Regions from separate parts of the Homo sapiens genome. Here region 1 is linked to region 2. A link is a contact called in ENCODE Hi-C data. All regions are on one chromosome and are shown on one strand. The core of a region is the stretch at or near the end of the contact, and the rest is flanking DNA. Distances in the headings are between cores, read along the strand shown.

Region 1 (3,298 bases), core at 395-2,894, 1.3 Mb before region 2:
GGCCTTAGTGTGCCCAGATAAAACATGCGAGGGAGAGGAGACCAGGGGAACTCGGCCATGTCAAGTGGGGGGTGGTGGGGAGGGATGTGGGAGAGGCTAGAAATGAAATTGAGATGGTAAGCTGGGGTCAAGCTACAGGGCAGGCTTGGATGTCAGTGAGGACACTGGATTTCATTTGTACTCAAGAAAGAACACGAGGAAGCCCTCTCTAAGAGTTTTTTTCAGTGACCCAGACTTAAAAGAAATGATGTTAACAGTCAGCTTTCCAGGGTGTGTCAATTGATATCCAACATGCAGCCAGGACAGGTGATGGCAGGTCAATTAGCCATAAAGACAGGGCAGATGCGACAAAGCCAAACGCATTTAAAATTTTTTCAAATAAAAATAAATCATAAAAAACACACAAAGACACTTTCCAAACAGGTGCACTTCAGAGACACCTGTTTGGTGTCAGAAACAGTGAGGGTGGGAGGAGGTATAAAGTTGAACACCTACGTGCACATTGTATCTATATGTCAGATCCAATGCTTGGAAGCTGCCCATATGTTAATATTAATCCTCATTATAAATCTGCAAAGAGTAGGTCTTACTTTCCTGTTTTACAGATAACGAAATTGAGACAGTGAGTAAAGTACTGAGGTTCACACTGCAAACTAGTAGCAAATATTTGAATTGTCTCCGTCTGACTTCAAAGTCCTTCCCCTTTCCTCCATTCAAAAAATTACGTGTATGTGTTTTCATACAAGACAAGTACCCATCGCCCTAGCCCAGTATGACACTGCAAGGACAGACAAAACACACAGAGTGCAGCCCTCAGTCACCATGTGCTGAATGAGCTAATGTATGTCCCCCTCCACTACCACGCCCAAGACCCCCCGGCGAGCTCCTTCCCCACCGAGGTCCCCATCTCCACCCTGAGGCCAGATGACAGCTAAGGACCTTCCAAGCTTGTGAACACTGCAAAAACTCTCCTGGGACAAGACAATAGGAAAACTTACAAAAATTAAAGCAACCACTGGAATTCCCACTGTTGACTAAAATGACTAAGGGTTTGACCGTCAAGAACTTTTCTGGGCTTTTGGGGTTCCCTCTGGGAGAAGTTCTTTCCGAGTGGGACCCTGACTTGCGTGGGTAGCGCACGGAGGCCGGCAGCCAGGCTAGGGCGCAGGCCTGCCCGCTGTGCGCCCGCGCTAGGATTGCTTGGCGCGGCCCCCAGGCCCCCTCCCCAGCTGCCGCCGCCCCGGAGCGCGGATGCCCCAGGAGGGCAGCGGACGGGGTCCAAACCGTGCCTTGCGGAAGCGCCCGGTGACGACGGCAGAAACGCCTCGTGGGAAATGTAGTTTCCCCTGTCCCGGGAAAGCGGCGCTCTTCTGGGGCATCTCTGGAGCAGGCAGTAGGTAGGGAACGGGCGCCCTCCCAGAAGCTGCAAAGCCTTCAGGGGAGACCCCGATGATCCCCCCAAATTAGAGCCACTTCCTGGGCTTTGGAGGGGGCGAGCCGTTACCTTTCTGCTGAGGAACTCCCTGACCAAGGAGGCGGCCACCTCCTCCACGAAGAGGCTGTCCATGGCTCTGGCTCTGGCTCTGCCCACGAGGCCCACGCCGGGCCGCAGCACCAGGCAACTGGGTCTGTCCGGCGCAGTATGGCCGCGTTGCCGTGGCGACGGCGGCGTCGGCGCGGCAAGAACTCCTCCCCTTCCCTGGGGCTGGCGGGCTGGGGCGGGAGGGAAGGGGTGGAGCGTCCCGCAAACTCGCGTCTCGGAGTGGGAGGCCGCAGTCAGGGCGCCCTGGTGTCGCCTAGGGCCCCGTCCACGGCTCCGGACTCGGGGCCTCACTCTGACCCTGGCCCTGGTCATCTGAGAGGCCTAGGACAAATTACCGCTCCGCTCCGAGGCTCCATTTTCCTAGACATAAAATGGGAAGAATACCTGCCTCCTTGTTTCTGGAGGACTAAACTCACAGGGAAGTGACCCCCTCAGGTCCACCCTCAGCACCACGGCCCCCTCTGGGGCCACCAACGCTACTGACCTTGGCGGGCCTTGACGGTGGGGGCAAGGAAGCCCAGCATTCTGCTTCTTGGGCACCGAAATTAAAGGAGATGTTCCTCGCCCCCTTGGTGCCTGCTTTCCCGTAATGAGACTGCCATTTATTGATCACCAAGCTCTTAACTCACGGTTGCACTTTTAATCCTTACAACTTCCTGGCTAGGTAGTTACTGTTGGCCCCATTCTTTAAAACGGGACACTGAGATTCAGAAAGGCTAAGATTTTGCTGAGGCCCACACAGCTGGGTACTGGGAAAGTTGGGTTTCTAACCAAGCCCAGTACATTTTCCCCGAACTTAGTCACCTGGGTTCCACCTTCACAATCTTTGCCACTTCCGCATGTTACCTATTGTATTCCTTTGCTTGGGCTGCCATACAAAGTACCACAGACCATGTGGCTTAAACAACACATTTATTGTCTCCCAGTTCTGAGGGCTACAGACCAAGATCGAGGTGTCAGCTGGATGGTTTCTCCTGAGGCCTCTCTCCCTGGCCTCTATTATAGATGGCCACCTTCTCCCAGTGTCTTCACGTGGCTAGCCGTCCGTGTGTGCCTGTGTCCTAATCTCTTCTTATAAAGACATCAGTTGTATTGGAATAGGGTCCACCCTAATGACTGCATTTCCACTTCATCACCTCTTTAAAGACCCTATCCAACACAGTCACATTCTGGAATACCAGGCATTAGGACTTCAACACGGGAATTTTTTTTTCTTTTTTTTTTTTTTTTTTTGAGACAGAGTCCCGCTCAGGTGCCCGGGCTGGAATGCAGTGGCGCAATCTCGGCTCACTGCCAAGTGAACAACCACCTCCCGGATTCAAACCATTCTCCTCCCTCAGCCTCCTGAGTAGCTGGGATTTCAGGCGCCCACCACCGTGCCCAGCTAATATTTGTACTTTTAGTAGAGACGGGGTTTCACCATGTTGCCAGACTGGTCTTGAACTCCTGACCTCAGGCAGTCCGCCCACCTCGGCCTCCCAAAGTGCTGGGATTACAGGCGTGAGCCACCGCACCCGGCCCAACACAGGAGTTTTGAAAGACACAATTCAGCCCTTAACCCCTATACAGTTACTTATGTATTATTTTCTTTAAATCCACATACATGTTTTACAATTTATTTTAAAAGGAAAGTGTTCCCAAGCAGTAATAGCCACAAGATCTTGGGTTTTATGTGCTTATTAAATCTCTAATACACATTAAAACAAACACAAAACCAGAAAGGTATGCATTCACCTAAATCACCTTACAACCACC
Region 2 (3,081 bases), core at 345-2,844:
GTATGTTTGGTACAGTACATTTGGTACCAGTAGTATACACTGGAAAGACAAGAAACCAAATCACACATATATGGATACTTGGTATATCTCAGAAGTGGCATTACAAATTAATGGGGGAAGGATGTCAGACAGATGAATTATATCCTATTTTCATCTTATTTCCACCTTTCCAGCAACTCATTATTCACTCGTTTGTTTGATATTTACATGCTGATTGCCTGCTTTGAACTTGGCCCTGTACTAGTCCTTGGATATACAAAGTTGAAATAGATCAGAGGAATAAGAACTGCCTGCACTCAAGGATCTCATTATCTACAAGAATAAACAGGCAATTATGTGTCAGGTGATACAGCAGAACACGTAGGAGATCCTATGGTAGTATAATGGAGAGAATAATAAATTCTTCCTAGAAGTCTGCGGAAGGGGATATTGAACTGGGCTTTGAAGGATGGATAGGAATTCACCAGCCTGGGAAAGATTGAGCAGGTGGGGAAGTGATGGTGTTGACTGGAGAGCAGATGACTTGAGGAAGACATTTACAGAAGAGAAAACAGCATAACCAAAGGCCAATGAAGGTGGGCTTAGGTTTTGAAAGGCATTCTTTTCTGGCAAATGGTGTTTCAAAAAAAAAAAAAAAAGGAATGACATCACGTTGGTCTCTGAAACATCTTGAGTGGATGAAATAACCTCATCTTAAATATCCCTATATCTTGGGGTAAAAATGAAAATGCAATATTTAGAAATTAAGTGAGTGGCTACATGTTTACTACACGTGGACAGAATGCATATTGACAAAATATAAACTGGCCTATTGTTTCAGGAAAAACAGGATAGGCTAATCACAGATTTTCTAAAATTTCACTTTTTTTGCCAATATTTTTAAAAATAATTGAGCACATCAGGATTGCATTTTAATGCTTATTATCACTGTCCATATTTACCAACATCCTTTCCCAACAAGTATCCCTACTGCCTTTGATCTGTTCTGTCCAGCCAAATAAATGCATAGACGTCTCGAAGAGCAAGTAGCACCCAGTGTCCCCACACAGTCCCCAAAAAATAAAACAAAATGAGAATAGAGCAAGGATGTAAAGTGAAACATTATTTTAGGCCCATTGCCTACTTTCCTTTTTGGTGATGGGCCATTGTTTATTTTCACGACCGATATATTGTTCAATTTTCTTTTGGATCCACAAGGACAATCTCTAGACAGAAGGCTACGTGTAAATGCTGAGGGCATGCTCTGAGCCCATTTTATTTGGCTTCTACTTATTATGTCTACTCTTTCATTGAAATATACCGTATCTTAAAATTCACTGGTCGGCTTTTTCCATTTTCTGAAGTTCACTGATTTGCAAGAATATCTTTTTAGAGAAAGAACAGTTTGAAAACTTGAGGGCAGTAACTAAAATATTCTAGACAGGAAGAAAATACTCCAGACAGGAAGAATGTCTGTCCAAGACTATTACACTAGGCACGGTCTGCCTGGAATTCAAAAACCACACCAAACAAAAAAGATGATATTACACGAGATAAGGTATGTTTGACAAATGGCCCAGGAATGGCTACTTTGCAAAAACAAGAGCAAGAAGAGTCATCCAGAAAGATCTCAGGCATTTAGCAAGTATCTCTCAACACAGCTCTTTCTAAATGAACAGGATGTTATTTGTCTCATAGCTGCTGAATCTGGAAGGCAGTATTCTCTGGTGGTTTTATACCAGATATGTTTTGATGGGTCAATGTAGACACCACCCAGATGTATTAATATCAGCTCAGCCTGGGATCGAAACTGTAAGAAGGAAAAGTACCGTTTATGACATGCTGCAGTTGAGAATTTTTGCTTTTTCTTACCAGTATACATCATGATTTCTTAGCCTCGGCACTACTGATTAACATTTTGGGCTGGAAAATTCTTTGTTGTGGGGGTCTGCCTCGTACATTGTGGGATGTTTGGCAGCATCGCTGGCCTCCACCCACTAAATGCCAGTAGCACTCCCAGCTGGGACAAATCACAAATATCTGTAGGCATTGACAAATGTCCCCCAGGGGTCAGGGGGAGGTGGGGGGGTGAAGTTTCCTTTATTGAGAAGCAGTGGTATAGATGGAAACCTTATTGCCTCAATTTGTCATTTTATTATTCATATTAAAAATCAGAATTTTATTCTTTTGCTTTGAAAAGGAATCTTCGGGTCAGAGGCAGTTTGTTTGTTTGTTTGTTTGTTTAGCTACTTTATGTTCACAGAAGAGAGAGCTAAAGTCCCTTCCAGCTACATGTGGCTGGGTTCTGGAGGTCTAGTCTAGTGTTTGCCCAGGGTTAACTGAGAGGCTGGAGGGCAGGCAGCCTATCCTGCGTCACCCAGGTCAGCAGCACAGTCAAGGCTTCCAGATCTCTGCCAAGGACTTTTCCTATAATTTACTGTATTTCCCACAACCATGTGACATTCATCTCATATGAAAAATTAGGTTAAACTTTGAACTCTCCCCTTTTGCAAGACCAGATGAAGTCCTAACCTTGAAGTGACCCTTTTCAGATGTACGAAAACACAGCAGAGGTGAATCAATCTATGACAGACACTCTGAGTTCCCTCTGAAAGGCTGGCCAAGGAGATGGGGCAGGAGAGCTGAGTTTCTCAAACCGGGCACCACAGATCCCTGGACTTCTCATTAGCAGCTGCCCTAGTTTAAGATAGGATTGCATTTCTAAAATATTGATTGTCTCAAAGCTTTCTGGGAGTCTCCCCACTGCATAAAGTAAGATGTCCTCATGCTACTTAACTTTGATCAGGTTTATGAGCACATCGACACCCACATCCTTTTGACACTTCCCTGCTCAAAAACCTCGAGTGGCTCCCCATTGCCAGTAGTGAGGTTTCTCAGTCTCAGCACTACTGGCATTTAGGGCTGCACAACTCTTTGTTGTGGTGGCCTGTCCTGGACGTTTAGTAGCACACCTGGCCTCTACTGGATGCCTCTGGAGGAAGGAGAGGGAGAAGGAGAGACAGAGGAAGGAAGAGATAATGAAAGTAGGGAGGGAAAGGAAGGAGGGAGGGGGAGAGAAAGAGGGAGGGAGTTAGAAGGAGA

The links. Hi-C counts contacts between places; a loop is a spot of excess contacts on that map. Pooled maps may share reads with other maps.
Region 1: a pooled map shows a loop between it and region 2 (4-fold over the local background). The contact joins the promoter of MINDY4 here to the enhancer-like site in region 2. A Hi-C loop is called at or near these places in 1 of 168 maps with a recorded cell type or tissue (lower leg skin) and 5 of 50 pooled maps.

The regions. Positions count from the first base shown.
Region 1 is chr7:30,769,763-30,773,060 of GRCh38, reverse strand. MINDY4 (MINDY lysine 48 deubiquitinase 4) reads right to left here and starts at 1,644. Exons shown (of 18, transcript NM_032222.3): 1 at 1,505-1,644. The coding sequence starts at 1,567. All of the region lies in intron 3 of INMT-MINDY4 (INMT-MINDY4 readthrough (NMD candidate)), which reads right to left. RefSeq lists silencers at 1,084-1,233, 1,604-1,653, 1,714-1,763 and an enhancer at 1,234-1,528.
Region 2 is chr7:29,487,669-29,490,749 of GRCh38, reverse strand. The region is part of intron 7 of CHN2 (chimerin 2); the gene reads right to left. Among named protein-coding and RNA genes, the nearest start is that of PRR15-DT, 74 kb to the left of the region's middle. Within about 2 kb of position 1,594, at least 2 of the 41 ENCODE cell types and tissues checked have a DNase peak (open chromatin) inside an H3K27ac peak, as active enhancers do.